Regions from separate parts of the Mus musculus genome. Here region 2 is linked to region 1. Evidence: chromatin loops called from intact Hi-C (ENCODE). Cell type or tissue: heart. All regions are shown on one strand.

Evidence for each region. A loop is a pair of places that touch in the nucleus more often than their neighbours do. Peaks named below come from ENCODE experiments on the same cell type or tissue, not always from the same donor. Only the 100,000 strongest peaks of a DNase experiment are listed, where the experiment ranks them.
Region 2: a loop joins it to region 1, with 2.3 times the contacts of the local background. A loop is called at or near these places in 2 of 42 quality-filtered maps.

The regions. Positions count from the first base shown.
Region 1 is chr14:77,924,191-77,932,190 of GRCm38, forward strand. It overlaps Epsti1 (epithelial stromal interaction 1 (breast)), which reads left to right. Exons shown (of 12, transcript NM_029495.2): 2 at 2,980-3,038; 3 at 4,557-4,640; 4 at 7,057-7,130; 5 at 7,958-8,000. Among named protein-coding and RNA genes, the nearest start is that of Epsti1, 24 kb to the left of the region's middle. In heart, CTCF peaks have their summits at 2,749 and 4,049 (motif pointing left); a DNase peak (open chromatin) is centred at 3,931.
Region 2 is chr14:77,470,874-77,478,873 of GRCm38, forward strand. All of the region lies in intron 5 of Enox1 (ecto-NOX disulfide-thiol exchanger 1), which reads left to right. Among named protein-coding and RNA genes, the nearest start is that of Gm6994, 32 kb to the right of the region's middle. In heart, no CTCF peak of the experiment used is centred here; no DNase peak of the experiment used is centred here; H3K27ac peaks cover 725 bases.

The DNA.
Region 1 (8,000 bases):
CCCAAGTGCTGGAATTAAAGGCGTGCGCCACCACTGCCCAGCTTTATATTTTATTTTTGAGATAGCATTTCTCTATGTAGCCCGGCTGGTCTGGAACTCATTATATAGACCAGGCTGGTCTCAGATTCACAGAGATCAGCTGCCTCTACCTCTCAAGTGCTGGGGTTAATGGTGTACACCACTACACATGACCTTGGCCATCTTCTCATCAAAAATATCCCAAGACAGTTTCTTGGTGCTTACGTGTTGGTATAACAAGATACCTAAGAAGGGTAATGCATTTTAAAAAGAGAGATTCATTTGGTTCACAAACTTGATGGCCAGAAAGTCTCAAGAGGATGGTATTAGCACATATACACCTTTGGCTGTGCAAGGTGGTGAGGCAGAAGGGGGTAGCAGGTATGTGCAGAAGGTCAAGCAGGTGACTAGCCCAGAGTTCCAGCAATACTTAATACTCTTTCCTAATCCAGTCCCGTAATGCTCAACCCACTTCTGTGAGAATGGCATTAATCCATTAGTCCATTGTAAGAGCAGTGGCCCCATGGTCAATGACTTCTCTCAAAGGCCTTACTCGCTCTAAACACCAATGCAATGGGGATTAAGCTTCAACATGGGTCAACATGGATGGGGACAAGCCATATCGGAAGCACAGAAGGTGTAACTATTCTACAGGAGTGGTTCTTTTAAGTGTGGAACCTCGGGCAGCGCTATGCTCATCACTTTCCCGGTTGCTGTCGAGATAAAACTAAAAGAGGAAGGGTTGGTGGGAGGCAGACGGCCACACTGAGTCTGCAGTTGGGGAGCAGAGAGAGGATCGCTGGCTCTCTGCATACTTTCTTCCTCCCCCTTTTTATTCCATCCACATTCAGGGTGGGTCACCCCTCTTTAGTCAACCCTCCGGGAAAAGCCCCGGCAGAACGGTCCAGAGGCGTTTCTCCTAGGAGATTTTAAATCCAGCAAAGATGACGATGAACATTAACCTCTGCAAACAGCAACCCGGAACTGATCTTTTTAAAAAATGCCTGTTATTGAGCCTCACCCAAGAGTCACTGAATCAGAAACTCTGCCCTTTAACAAGCCTGCCAACGAGCCCTCCAGGTGATTCCCATGCACGGTAAAGGTTAAAAGTTGCTGATGTGCAGCGTTGGCAAATCCCCGGCCTAGACTCCGCATCACAGCCTCAGCACTGAGAATGGCGCAGCAATTTCACAGTTGGCCTTTAAATCCAGTGCCTCGCGTTTCAGCTTTAGGGCTCCGTAGAATGGCTCACCATTGCATCCTGTTGAAGTACCCAGATACTACTCACAGGATTGCAGCACCCCCAGCGCCTATAAAGTAGTGGCAGTGGAGGAGTGAAACAGTCTTTCTCAGGGTGATCAAAGACCATGCAACAGATAAGGGATTAATTTCCAGTGGCGGCCTCCTAATTCCGTATTCATAACGTTGTATGCGAGCTAGGCTACCCATGCACCATCTGCTGATACATATTAGGTAATTGGGTACCCAGCAGCCCCATTTGCATGCAAAGGTGGTCGCACACCTCACATTACAAGTCTAAAATTAAAGTCCAGGATGAAGCTCACTGGCTGAAGGCTCACAGCACGGAAAATAATGAGATAAGGAAAAATGGCTTCGGTTAATCAGCACTTTTGGCCTCGACTGTTCTGTCTTTGCTAATTTGCCCTTAGAAATGGTGACTTCCCAGGTGGAGGAGAGACTTCTAAGAGTATCTAGGGTTTTTCTTTTAACCATATATTTACAAGCTGGTTACATTTATCCACAGCATTTTCTCCCAAACTGTACCCGTATGTATGCTGCAGTCTACTGCTGTACTATATTTTTGCTTTACGAAGTATCCGTGCTCTGGTGGAACCACGTGCATTGGCTCAAAAAAAGAGCCATTCCAGCACAGGCTCACAGCTGGGATCTATGACAGTGTACTTTATCAGGCAGCCACTGTGAGCCAGGTACCACGCCATAGATCTGGAATACATACCAAAGAAGTCCACCTCTGCCCTTAAAGGTTCACTGTGTTTTAGGTAGCTCAGTATTCCTGGTATCTAAGTGTGGAATATTTTTGCTTACCAAAAAGGGTCTGGGGAGATGGCTCAGTGGGCAAGGTGCTTGCTGTGCACACATGAAAACCTGACTTTGGAGTCCCAGCAGCCAGGGAAAAAGTCCAGTATGGACTGGTATGTCTCTAACCCCAGAGATGCAAGAGAGGGATGTGGAAGGAGCAAAGATGGGGGCCCTCTGGTCAGCCAGTCTAGTCAAAATAGGACTCCAGCTTCAGAGAGACATCCCATCTCAATAATAATGATAATAATAATAATGTGTCCAGAAACAGAAGGTGCACAGTGTCGACCTCAGCTCCTTACACACTCACACACAGACAAGTGCACACAAGTATACACACATATGTTTGGACTGCACCTGCTAAAGAAAGAACAAAGATAAAACTGACAGAAAGAAATTCTTCCTTGATTCCCATGTTCACTTCCCTGGGCTCCTGATTTAAATAATGTTCAGCCTGTGTCCCCAGGATATAGGGGAGGGAATCAAGGCTTATAAGACTAGTAGGCTAGTCATATGGGTCACAAAGAAGACGTGGCTGCATGGCGAATAACTTGGACTCTTGTTTGTATGAACAGAAAACACACCAGATGCCCCAGGGTTTCTTTTTCTCCTAAGGTGGGCCTACAAGAGAAAATGAGCCTTACTGGGATTGACTCACAAGCACCACCTAGAGGAGAGACGCCCTACAAGGGCAGTCTCCCCCAAACCAGTGGTGATGGAGACCAGCAGGAACTAGTCCTCTGGCCCATTGCTTTGTGTCTTTCAACTAGATTGGAAGGTAGCAGAGAACAGAGCAAGGTCTTAAAGGCTGTCTTCTAATGGTATCAGAAGGAAGATGGTCTGGTGGTTTAGATTCCTTAGGAAGCTGTCATGATGATAACCACTGTTTTCCCTTCTTTCCAGCGCAGGCACATACACCCTGATAGCACCAAACGAGAGCAGAAGGCAGAAGATACAGAGAAGTATGGCACGCACTTTCACCCGACACTCAGAATGCTTCTCCTCTTTATAATTTTTTAAAGTATTTTTATTTTCTTATTTATAGAGACTCACAGAATCTTACCAAGGTCTTAAAAAAAACTTAGAGTTTTAATTGCACTTGTAAAAATTATTCTATTGTTAGCACTTCTAAATTCGTTTCTCTACATTAGTAACAGAGCTCATGGTAATGAGTGACTATGAGCTTTGGATTTTTCTTGGGTTTAAACAACTTCACACCTATTGTTATTGTTTGGATCTTGTCCCTGATATACTAAATAAGTTGGTGGTGATATTTTAATGGTGCTGTGAATACCTTTGAAACGACATGCTATATGTCAAAAAGATTATGAGGGAATTTGTACCTTTTTTTAAAATATATGTTCCATCCCTCCTTAATAGACTTTTTCTGCCTCTGTATTCTTATCCTTCTGTATCTGTCAATCTGCCCTCTACAATCTTACCTTATACAGTGTGTATAATCACTCCCCCCCCCCCCAATCTTTGGCTGTACTCCTTGTACTTAGAGCATGAGTAGCAGGTTTAACTGAGGCACAGAACTAACAAATGCTGCCCTCTGACACTGTCGCACTATTTGTAGTTGCAAGGGGAGATAATGTTCACATGGTTCACCAGGACACTGTGTGACTGCCCACGTCAGCCATGTTTCCAGCTCCAGGATTCTGTGCTCTCCCTTCTTAGGGTATTGGTAAGGAATTCAGTAACCAATAAGGCCATAACGGCCCAGCCAGGAAAGTAGTTATCCGAAGAGACCACATGGACAAGAATCAATCAGGGTGGTCCGGTGAGTCAGTATAGCATATGACAGTGGTCTTCAGTGATTGTGGGGACTGCAGACATTTAGCCAACAGAACCCCAAGGTTCCAACATCTTACAGGCTTCGAGTTCAAGTTTCTAAGGGGAACTAAACCGGGAGATTAGGTTATATAGCAACAGAACTAAGTCTCCCAGGCGCCCCCTGCTGTCTGAATATTTGGACAATAAAGAATACCAAGACCCAAAGCAGGGTGCCAACGCACAGGGCAGAGCCTCCCTCCTCAGAGATAACAGCCAGCTTGAGAAATGTTAAAAATAAAGCAAATATAGGCATCACAATTCTTTGGGGATGTATATTTACCCGGATCTTATTGACATATGAATATTCTAGTTTTTGTACACATTTGTTATAGAAAACCTTTCGAAATAATTCATGAGGTTTTAAGAATGTCAGTGTTGGAGGGAAAACTATATTTCTTTGTGTTAGTAGGAGTTTAGCTGTTGTTCAAATTTGTACCTTCTGTGAGGACACTTAGGAGCTGCCAGGGGTGGGCCCTGCATGACTTGGGGGTCCGGGAGGGCTGGGAGGTATCAGCTTTTCATGGTCATTTTTTTCTGTCTCATTCCGGAAAACTCACTATCTGCTGTCTGCTGTGTGTTTTGATGCTGCAATGACCAGGTTTCTTTTCAAACAATCAACAACTTGCTATTTCTCTCCTGGTTAGTTGCTGAGCAAGAACTGGCAGACCTGGAGAGATGGAAGCAACAGAACAGGGCAAAACCAGTCTACTTGGTGCCACAACGGCTGGGTGAGTGGCAGATGGAAAGCCAGAGCGGGTAGGCAGGGTCACTGGCAGATCCTACTGAGACAGGCTGGGTCTGCTTTCCTTCACATGCGAAGGCTTGCTCTATGGTATTTCTGCCGGAGACGGAATTCATCTGATAGGAAACATTCAAATGTGCAGGTAGATTGCTGTCTCTGGTTTTATGTAAGGAGCAAATGCATCTGCCACAGTTGTGTGGGAATAAAGTGATGGCTTAATTGGCAAATAATTTAGAGCCTCTTAGATGATCAGCTCTGAAGAGAGCTTACCTGGGGCGCTGCATATGCCCAGTCACAGCACTTCCAGGATGCAAGGGAAAGCCACCACAGCATATCCATCCTGGCAGTTAGATGCTAATGTGACAAAACTGAACGGAGAGTCCATTGGGAACATAGAATGGGAGTAAGCTGGGGACCCAGCAGTGGGTATAAAGATGGATGTCTCCTGGGTTTTCATGCTAGGGCTGGGGGACATTTGAGTTGGCAGAGCAGGTGCTGCCAGGGTGATGGAATGTCTGGGTCTCCTGTGTGGGGTTTCAGGCCTTTAGAGGGGATACCCATACCCCCATCCCTCAGTGGGAGTCATTTACGTCCTATCTTGACTTCAGAGTCAGCTGCAGCTTAACACATAGAGGCTTGGCACAGTTCCAGTTACCACAAAGATGCCTTGGGTTAGAAGCCACATACCACCACAATAGTCTTAGAGATAAAGGTGGAGGGGGTGGGCAAGGGAAGAAACTAATTTGGAAATCTCTTAATGAATGAAAGATATAGAACTATATATGTAACTCCACACATTTCACCTTTAGCCAAATAAACTTGAGGAATTTGAGACTTGAGGAATATAGTCTAAACGTCCTCCTCCTCCTCCTCCTCCTCCTCCTCCTCTTCCTCCTCCTCCTCCTCCTCTTCTCCTCCTCCTCTTCTCCTCCTCCTCTTCTCTTCCTCCTCCTTCTTCTTTTTAAAAAATCTTTTATCATTTTTTTAAAGATTTATTTATTTTATGTATGTGAGTGCACTGTCCCTGTCTTCAGACACACCAGAAGAGGGCATTGGATCCCATTACAGATAGTTGTGAGCCACAATGTGGTTGCTGGGAATTGAATTCAGGATCTCTGAAAGAACAGTCAGTACTCTTAACCGCTGAGCCATCTCTAGCCCCCAAACCTCTTCTCTTTAATAGGTCCTCTCAAGTGTTTCACCTTCCACATGGTTTTGAGGTAAAGTAAGAGATTTTTTTTTTAAAGATTTATTTATTTATTATATGTAAGTACACTTCAGACACTCCAGAAGAGGGCATCAGATCTTGTTACAGATGGTTGTGAGCCACCATGTGGTTGCTGGGATTTGAACTCCGGACCTCTGGAAGAGCAGTCGGGTGCTCTTACCCACTGAGCCATCTCACCAGCCCAAAGTAAGAGATTTTTTTCCTCTTTGTGTTTTGAGACAGTTTCATCCCAGTGACTAGCGATCAGTCCTAGGTACTGGCCAGAATTGGTCACCTCCAGGATGACTTTAGATGTATATTCTTTCATGAGATCCTTGTTAGAACTGCAGTCAACAGCAGCAGTGTATCCCTTCTCTTCTGACTCAGGAAGACAAACCATCCATGAGACAGCCACTTTCTTTTCAGAGTGAAGGTCTCACTAGCCAGGCTAGCCTTTAACCCAATTCTGTGCCACCCCCAACCCTTCTGAGGACCCATCGGCCACAGACTTGTGGGAAACTTAGAGTTTTCTCTGAGCATGTAGTCACTGATAAATTGACTGTTCTCCAGGGGAAGACCACACAAACAAGAATGTTTGGGCAGCACAATTGGTCTTGAAGAATTTAAAAAATAAGCAGGATGCACAGTTGGGCAGGTAGGGAAGAGGGGATGGATCTGAGAGGAGTTGGGGGAAGGGAGATGAATATGATCAACACACTGTACAAAACGCTCAAAGAACTACTAAAAATATTGGGGGAAATGAGTGGGTAATAAAGATTACGTACATCTGCTGTGCCGAAAATCTGAAAGGTTCTTTCTTATGCAGGAGGAATGTTCCAGAATTCTTAGCCAAGACAGAATCGCTTAATGTCTAGTGTGGTCCTTCAGGCATGGTTTCAAGCTAGGTGAAGACTTTAATGTTTATGATGGAAAGCCCTAGTGTCTTTAAAGAACAAAGTTTCATCTTCCCACCCATCAGTTAGCTTTTAAAGTGACCACCACTCTTAGACAACTTTTGAAGATGACCGGCTATATTCCAATGTCCAGGTGTATAAAAAACTCAAGTCACACTGCTGGGTTCCCATGCAGTTAACTAGTTAACTAGTACTCAACAGCTGGCCTTGCAGCTTAATATTTCTGTTTTACCTTTGTGGCTTATTTACTTATTTATTTATTTATTATTTATTTTCACCAGGTGGAAGCCAGTCTGAGGCTGAAGTCAGACAGAAACAACAGCTGCAACAGATGCGTTCTAAATACCAGCAAAAGGTCAGAATCTATTTCTCCTAGTTTCATTTCGTCAACAAGTTTCGGCACCAACATTTCTGTGTGACCATGAAATAACACTGTGACTCAAAATATAAAGCCTGTAAATCAATTGCAAAATGTAATTCTCAAAATAAGAAAATTGCTAGACAGTGAGAAGTAGAGAGGAGAATATCTAGAATTCTTACCCTAGCCATGTGTGCTATGCATGACCTTTGATTAAAGGCAGTCAGACCTTCACATTAGTTACTATTAACTATAGTTTACTATTAGTTACTATTAGTTACATATTAACTATAGTTTAAGGTTACTATGTTTTCATTCCCAAAATAGTGATTGCAAGTAGTACAAAAATGATTTAAGATAACCAGTGTTTTTACAATAAGTCCTATGAGTTTTATAATAAAGAATAATTGTTTACCTCTTTTGTCCTGTGTGCATGGATAAACACACACACACACACACACACACACATACACACGTGCACACACACACACACACACACACACAGAGAGAGACAGAGAAAGAGAGAAAGTAAGCAAGATAGATAAAAGATAGATAGATAGATAGATAGATAGATAGATAGATAGATAGATACCCATGAAGGAACACTAAGATTTCTCAGACAGGAGGTGCAGCCTGGCCATTTTCTGAGATCTAAGTGGCTTAAAGTAACAACCTATAATCATGGTGAGGGATAACACAAACAATACTGTAATTTGCCTTTCATCATAATTTTGTGTTCCAGAAGTTCAGACTGAAAAATGGTAACTGTGTGTGTGTGGTTTTTTTTTTTTTTTCCTGTCCTCTGTAATCTCACTACAATTCAGCTCAAGAGGGATGAATCTATTCGAATCAGGAAGGAAGCTGAGG
Region 2 (8,000 bases), 450 kb before region 1:
TTGCTTGTCTGTGATTTCTTCTCTTCAATGGAAAGCAAGATAATAAAGGATTTTGCCTCTTAACTGCTTTTCTTTCTGGTTTTTGGAAGGACAGGCTCAAGTAATTTGCGTGAAGACAGTTTCTTTGTGTAGGCCAGTTTTGGAAGGCCAGACAAGTCTAAGGAAATTGTCTCTGAGACCATGACATGCCAGAAAAGGTCTAGTATTTTATTGTATGTATCTTACAAAGGATATTAATCCCTTTTTATTCGTGCATGTACATTCATGCCTGTGTACGTGGTCTTATATATACCATGGCACACAAGTGGGGGTCAGAGGACAGCCTTAAGTTTCTGGTCCTACCTTTCACCTTGTTTGAGCCAGGATCAATTGTTATTCACTGGCGTATGCAGCCTCCCTGGCCCACAGCTTTCTGGGGATTCTCTCAGCTCTGCTTCCCATGTCACCAGAGAAGCAGTAAGATTATTTCAGATATACACTGCCATGCCTGGTATTACATGACTTCATTTGTAGGGATTCAAACTCAGGCCCTCACGCATGATCCCTAAGCACTTTACCCATGGAGCCGTTTCTCTAGCTCCCGCATACCCCTTTTTTAAAAATAAAACATGCGTTTAACAGGGTTCCTTTAAAAATGTTTTATAAGTGGCTGTAACAAACTTTACCAGGGATATAATCAACATCATTTTTGTGATTTTTAAAATAATGACTACACTTCTTAATTCCTCTTCTTTCCCAGAAGTCAGGTTGCAAGTGGGCTGCTATTCAGACCCACAAACTTGATGCCTTCTTTAGAATAGAGCCTATTTCTCATCTGAATAACCAATGTCATCTGTGTCTAGCCTGGGCAGGAATTAAACATGGGTTTTAGGACAGATACATTTTTCCAAGCCAGGTACGTTTGTCCAACCTTTCACTGGGTGACACAGGATAGGTCTTGTGTCTCCATTCTCTTCGGTGTAAAATTGGGATAAAATTTCCTATGCACAAAGATAGTAATTGAAGAACAGGCCCAGATGTGTGCTTGGTGCCTCTCAGTGGTTGGCTCAAGGCAGGGCTTGAACATCAGATTCTCTCCCTGCAGAAGAAGGTCACCAGAATGGAGATTCCTCTAATCACTATTTACTCAATGTGTGGCCCCAGTATCACCGGGAAGTTTATTAGGGCTACAAAGTCTTGACCCTCTAATGTGTTGGATCAGCCTCTGTCCTATACACAGGGCCCAAGCCATTCTTAAGCACAGGAGGGTCTGAATACCATTTTCTACCTATAGAGCTTTAAGAAGTTTGTAAATCTTATGTCTTTTTTTTTTTTTTTTTTTTTAGTTTTTGTCTATGTTTTGCATTTTTATATCTTACAACCTTGTTGACCTGAGTAGGGACAAGTCCTCCCAGGCTCTGCTCATTGCTAGGGATTGTAAATAACTCTCTGAGTTCTACTTTGCAGAGCAGATAACGCCTGTCTAGATAACGCCAATCCTTACCCCAGCTCCCTCTTTCCCTCATTTTCCTACAGCCTGGAGACTCTCCCACCCTAATCCCTGTAGACAGCACACCTGAACTTCATTGCCGCTGAAATCCTCAACAGCCAATCCCAAGCCTGTCTCCTCCTCCACTTAGCTCTTCCATCCCAGGGAGAACACCTTCAGCTCACTCCCTCTGACTCCTGACCAGCCTGGCACCTCCCCATGTGCCTATACTTAGCCTGGAAGAAGCCCCCAACACTCATGTTGGGTACTGTAGCATGCTATCATTATCATGGCTGTCATTTGCTGAGCTGTGAGCTTCACCATATAGGAATAAGTCCCATAATCACAGACATGTTACAATAAAGCCACCCTTTCAAGCTTTTTTTTAATGGCTACTTCTTGGGTCATTTAGAGCAGTGAGGAAGGCCAGCAGAGCTGGGTATCCTCGCAGGGTGCAAGCAACCAGCTGAAACTCTAGGAGAACGATAAGCTTCCTCATCAGTCTACACTAGCTTTCAATGAAGATGATCAAGGATAGCCACGGACAAGGTTGTAAATCTGCCTAATGTGCCAAGGATGTGCTGAGTGCCAGTGGTCCTCTTAGCAAGCTTTGAAAGCTGCAGACCTACTCTTGTAAATGGCCCAGCCCTCAAAGACAAAGGAACCATTTGACTCAAAGCACACAAACTTATTTGCCGTAGTCGACAAATGTCAGGGAAACAAATATACCCATTTCTTTCCCCTGTAGTTTCTCAATATGATGTGTGTACTTCAGCTAGAAACACGTCCTTCCGGGGAACAGCTGTTATATGTGAGCAGCCTCTGCTTCTACCTTTGTACGTCCCTCCTCGCTCCTGTTCTTAGGAGAATCTGAGTGGGTGGAAGTGAGCTTGTCAAAGTAGAGGCTAATGCTAGCAGACGTTCAAAGAATATAAACTAAGCTTTATCTCTGAGATCCCATGATGGGGTCGGGGGAGCACCCCTCTCAGAAAGATTCCATGTTTGCTCCAAGCAATCAAGTTCTTTTATGATAATTTTATTAAGACAGTAGAATTTGGTTGGCAGTTTGTGTTAGGACTGCAACTAGAAGAGGAAAAATTCCGTGAATTGTCTTGTAACCATCAGAATAATTTTTATTTAATAAAATAACTTCATTTGTCATGATCATAATCAAGAGTCAGCTCCAATCCCTGGCCATATTGTGCACAACAGAACACTACTGCCAACCAGAGTCTACAAATAACTTGTTTGCCTGCGTGTCCAACAATGTCACCCGAAACCAGGGCCTTGTTCCTTGAAGTGTTTTGTTTGATGGTTCCTTGACCCTTTTCCAAGAGACCTAATTTGCCCAAGGGAGCCTGGCCCTGGAAAGGGGTGTTTGCATGTGCTTAGGAAAATGAGCCCGAAATAGTGACTTATTTGGAACCGTGAACAGAATGGAATGGGAAGGGCAGATGAGCCAGTTTGAGCAGGCACAGAACAACCTGGGCCTTGCAACTCTTATAAAAGGGACTCTAAGCAAGCACTGTGTGGAGCCTGGATCCAGCAAGACCCCATCTCCAATCAGCAGACCTTGTCTCTGCTCGAAATCCCTTCTCTAGCTGTGCCTTAAAATAAGCCATAGCATCTTAAGTGACACTTAAACTCGGAAGATGGTGCGGGTCTCCCGGTTCAGCCCTGCAGACACTGTTGTGGAGACTGCTCTCCAAGGTACGTCACCCATTTGAAACTCAGTCCTGTCCTGTGGATGACTGCTCGTACATAGGTGGAGACAGGATCCAAATTAAAATGCTTTTCTCTGCTGCCAGGAGAGTTGACAACTGTGTTGATGTATGGGTTATCCGAAGAGAGGGCTTGACTCTGCTGCTCTCTCACTGTACTGAGAACAAACAGGGGGTGGGAGGGGAAGGGCAGCAGTGTGTGGTGGTGGTGGGGGCTCGCCTCACATCGAAAGGAAGGCAGAATGAACCAGGGGACTAGTACAAAAACAGTAAACTCCTGCCACTGTGTGGCCTTCTGGGGCTGTGCCTTTCCTGTCTCTTCTGCTCTTTCTTCCAGTCTTCTCCCCCTTCTACCTGATGAAATTGAGTTCGTTGTTTATTTTCACAGCCTGAAGCCTCTTAACTCCGAGCTGGGAAAGATGGCGAGAGAGGCTCTCAAAATAAATCTTAAAATCCTGAAGTTAGATTTATTTATATTAATTTCTTTCTTTCTCTTGTGTTTAAGAAGAATAAAAGAAGAAACAGAGATGCATTGACAACGTTTAACGTTTAAACTGGCGGGGTTAAGTTCAGCTTGAGGCCTACTTAGTTACAATAGTAATGAGAATCGTACCTTTTAGAAAATTTAAATCCATCTTCGCACAATTAGCAAATTATTAAATGACCTTTCCTTCAATGTCTTCAAGCAATGGCCTGTTCCCACTAATAGGAGACCATGTTTTACAAGGCTCACGTTGATTAATTGACAAATGCTGATAAAATCAAAGCAGTGTTAAAACTCAGCGCACCAACAGCAACATAAATTACATTTGTTCAATAATGTTCCAAGTGGCTATGCATTTATGCTTTACCTTTCAATAAATATCACTGTCTTAATTGAAATATCCATTGTGAAAATTTACCTCAGAGGAGGACTGTCAGGATGCATAGCCTGGGCCAAACATTTCTCTATCTGTACATGGTTTTTAGTTTAATTAAAGCCATTGATTGCTGTGACTGTCTTTAAGAATGATACTTTATATTTTGTATGAAGATGACCTAAACACAGTTTCATATTGCACTTTGAAAATCACATACCCTCAAGTGATTTTCATTTGCCTTCCTTTTATTTTTCTTAGTATTACCATCAGCTACCCAAATAGATAAATAAATAAATAAATAAATATTCTAAACAAATTGCCTTATGTTACTCATAAAGAGCATTGCGTTATTGACTCACTGTCAGGACGCTTCTGGGCGCCACTACATGGCTTACAGCTGACTGGTGCTGGTGTATTCTCGAGACATGGGGCTGCTTGCCAAAGCCAGACTCCTGCATTCAACAGGAATGGATTGCTTTCTGCAAGGGTCTCAGTCCATTCCTCCTACAGCTTCTCCTAATGTCGGTTGTATGAGGGAAGTAAATACCCACATGATCCAGACTGCATCCATCTTCGATAGAGCAGGAAGACCCCAGGGCCACTGTCAACCCTGCCTTTGTCTAGATCTCCAGAGAAAGCAAAGGCCTCTCCCCCCACCCCTCGACCATTCTCTCTCCAGATGGAACGCCTCATCCTCCCTGGTCTCTGACAGGAGAGGGTCAGGATACAGGATGCGTGAGGTCGGCAGCCAGACTTCATGCCCACACATAAGTGTAGTGATTAAGGTGCTGAACGAAGACTGCAGTTTCCTTCTCCTTCTGCTAGAAGATCCAGATAATGGTTGCAGCCTTTGAGGTTCCTAGAGCTGATTGCCTCTGTGGACCTCCTCCCTCCCCTTCCCGCAGCACGTGTGACTTCTTAAAAAGACCGAGGAAAGATGTGGTTGCATCATGCCCTTCTTGGTACAAAAGTAGCTAGCCCTCCTGACTCACAGGCACCCTGCCTGGGCCCATGTTCCCTTCAATTTCTGTTTTGACAGCATAGAGGATCTCTGTCCTTTGATCCTTCACCCCAGGTTTCCTAAATGTCCCAAGTTGCTGCAGCTGAACAGAGTGGGCAGAAAGAATTCATCTGGCCAGAGAGTTTTGCCTGTGGTTAAGCAACACAAACCTAAACATTTCCAAAGAAGTAAAACGCTTTGTGGGCATGTGTGTGTGTGTTGTGTGTGTCTGTTCATAAGTGACACATGTGTGCACATGTGTGTTGAGACTGGAGGTTGATGTCATGCGTCTACTTCCGTTCTCTACTCACTACTTCTCTTTTGAGGCAGGTTCTCTCCCTGAACCCAGAGCTCACCATTCAGCTGCACTGGCTGGCCGGAGAGCCCCAAATTTCTTCCTGTCCTTCTCTCTCCACTGATGACAGAGATGACAGATCTCATGGCTTAATCCCATCCGTCCTTTAAGACTGGGTTCACGTGTCCCTTCTGCGGAGTTCCTACCCTTCCTTTGTCATATCTCACTCTGTTTCCTGTGTGTGGAGAGAGGCTTATTCGCAGCACCAGGAGATAGCATGTATCTCCAGGATGTTACAGCCAGTTTTATACACCTGCCCAATGCGTGCACAGGGGAAGTGGTCGGCGCCTGGTTCATCTCACTCCATCTGCACAGCGCCTAGTGGAGGCTGGAGCTGGGAGTTCTATACATACTGCTGGGCTGAGCTGAATTGTGTCAGCATCGGTTCTTTTAATTATAAAGGCCCTGCGCTTCCAGAAGGCACGTCAGTAAAAGTGTCTTCTGAAAATTCCTGAAGACTTAAAGTTTTACGTGCTTATTTTTAATATGAAAATATAATATAAAACTAGGGATATATTTCCATATGTATAATACATTTGAGCAGGGAAGAATTGTTTTATCACAGTTTTACTTTGCTTTATGTGAAAGAGGTAAATGTGTGAATTTGATATCTAGAACCAAACATGTATTAAAATGTACTAAAAGCCACCTTGTTTTCTTCTGTAAGTGAAAAAGTTATCAGAAAATTTGCCTTTTGTAGAGAAGAATTTTCTCAAAATGATAAAGGCATGTCTATATTCCAGCCAAAATTTTCTTGACATGAGTATCATGGATTTGTGAAGTACGTTTACAAGGCTGGATATATTCCTAAGAAGATGTTAACTTTATACAACAGGTATTATCAGCTCTCTAAAAATAATAACTCTTCTTATTGTCATGAAATTTCAATGTATTATATATTATTTCTGGTATAGTTAATAATAAAATCACTCATATAAACATTTATTGATTTTACCACAAATCTTACTTGAAGGAACCCACATGTTACACCTTTGACTTGCAAGAGCTTAGCACTAGTGAGAATGTTATGGACATTCAAGAACTACAAAAAAAAAAAAGTATCAGACACAAATCTCAGAGACATACTGTCCAAAAAACCCAAAAATATTCTATATGGACAGGAAACTTTATATGGCCTTTATTTAAATATATCTGCTTTCCCCCTTACCTAGAGTGACTAAGAGAGGCTTACAGAGAGACACAGGTTGTGTAGGGGTTGGGATTTTGTTTACAAGGCGCATGTCAGTCCTTGAGTGTACCACTTTATCCAGACAGAATGCCAGGTCGCCATTGCTTCTTCTCCCTGGCGTTAATGAGTGCATGAAGTTCCTTTAGCAATACACTCAGCGAAAGACAGTATTCCTGACTACGGAATTGTGTCTATAATGCGCCCTCAACGTACATCATGTGGCAACCCTAGTACTTTTAGACTAGGTTCTTCCATGCATAAACTGTAGTGTTGACCTTTTGCAGTAGACAGGCCTAGAAATATGTGAGTGTCTTCAAAATTCAAATGCAGCTTTTGAAATGTGTTTTAATTTTCACGGACAGCTGAGACCCAGCTTGTGCTAATACCCAGCTAATCTGAGGTCTGGGAAGAGCCTGAGACTTAATCAGACTCTGGCTTCTCGGCTTGCCTTCGCCCCAAGGGCAGAGGTTCTGAGGTCCCATTTGGTTCAGTTCATTCCTTACATTGGCATTTTGATTTCCCCAAAGATCTTTCTCTCACGCCTAAGGATTTGTATCATAAGCATCTCATTTGGACCAATAAACATACCTCACTCAATTTTAATTAAGAAGTAATGCTGTTGTTTATTTATTAGAAATTTATTTTAAACATAAATATTCCTCCTCATTTTCTATCTTTTAAAATGCCCTTACTTGTCCATCGCTTCTCATCCAAAAAAAATAAATAATAATAATAATAATAATAATAATAATAATAATATATCTAAGGGGAACACACCACCTCATTATCAGATGTCACTCTACTCTGATGACTGGTCCCTGGGATGGCAACACACACAGCCTCATCCCATGTTGCTGACCATGAGCATCGGATCCATAGTCCTGCCCTGGGGCAGGCAGGTGATGGGGCAGGCCTCGGGGTGCGAAAGCTTCATCAAGCCAGTTCCACTGCATTAAAAATTAAAACCCGCTCAGAAGCAGGCTGCTCACCCTAGCCTGGAGCGTGGAGCAGTCACCCCCAAGTGGTAATCACGCTGGAGGTCACCCTGCTTCATTCTCAACATCTTCCTCTGTGTGTGTCTTATGACTGGCATCGTGTTTGATTGAACAATGGGTGCAACTGTGATAATTCTTTTTTTAAAAAAATCCTGAATAGAATACTGAATTGAGGAAACATTAAACCATTGTAAAAAAAAAAAAGACACACATAAATTGAAGTTGAGTACAACATAATTTCTAGTATGTTCACTGAGCCTCTAGTCAACAGACAATTCCTTGGTGATTATAACTACCAGAAACAATTTGCAAATGATAGGAACACAAGCTTGCATTATAGACTTTAGTGATTTTTTTTTTTTGGATGGGATATGGAGTCATTTCTATTTCGTAAGCCTGTAATTTATACACC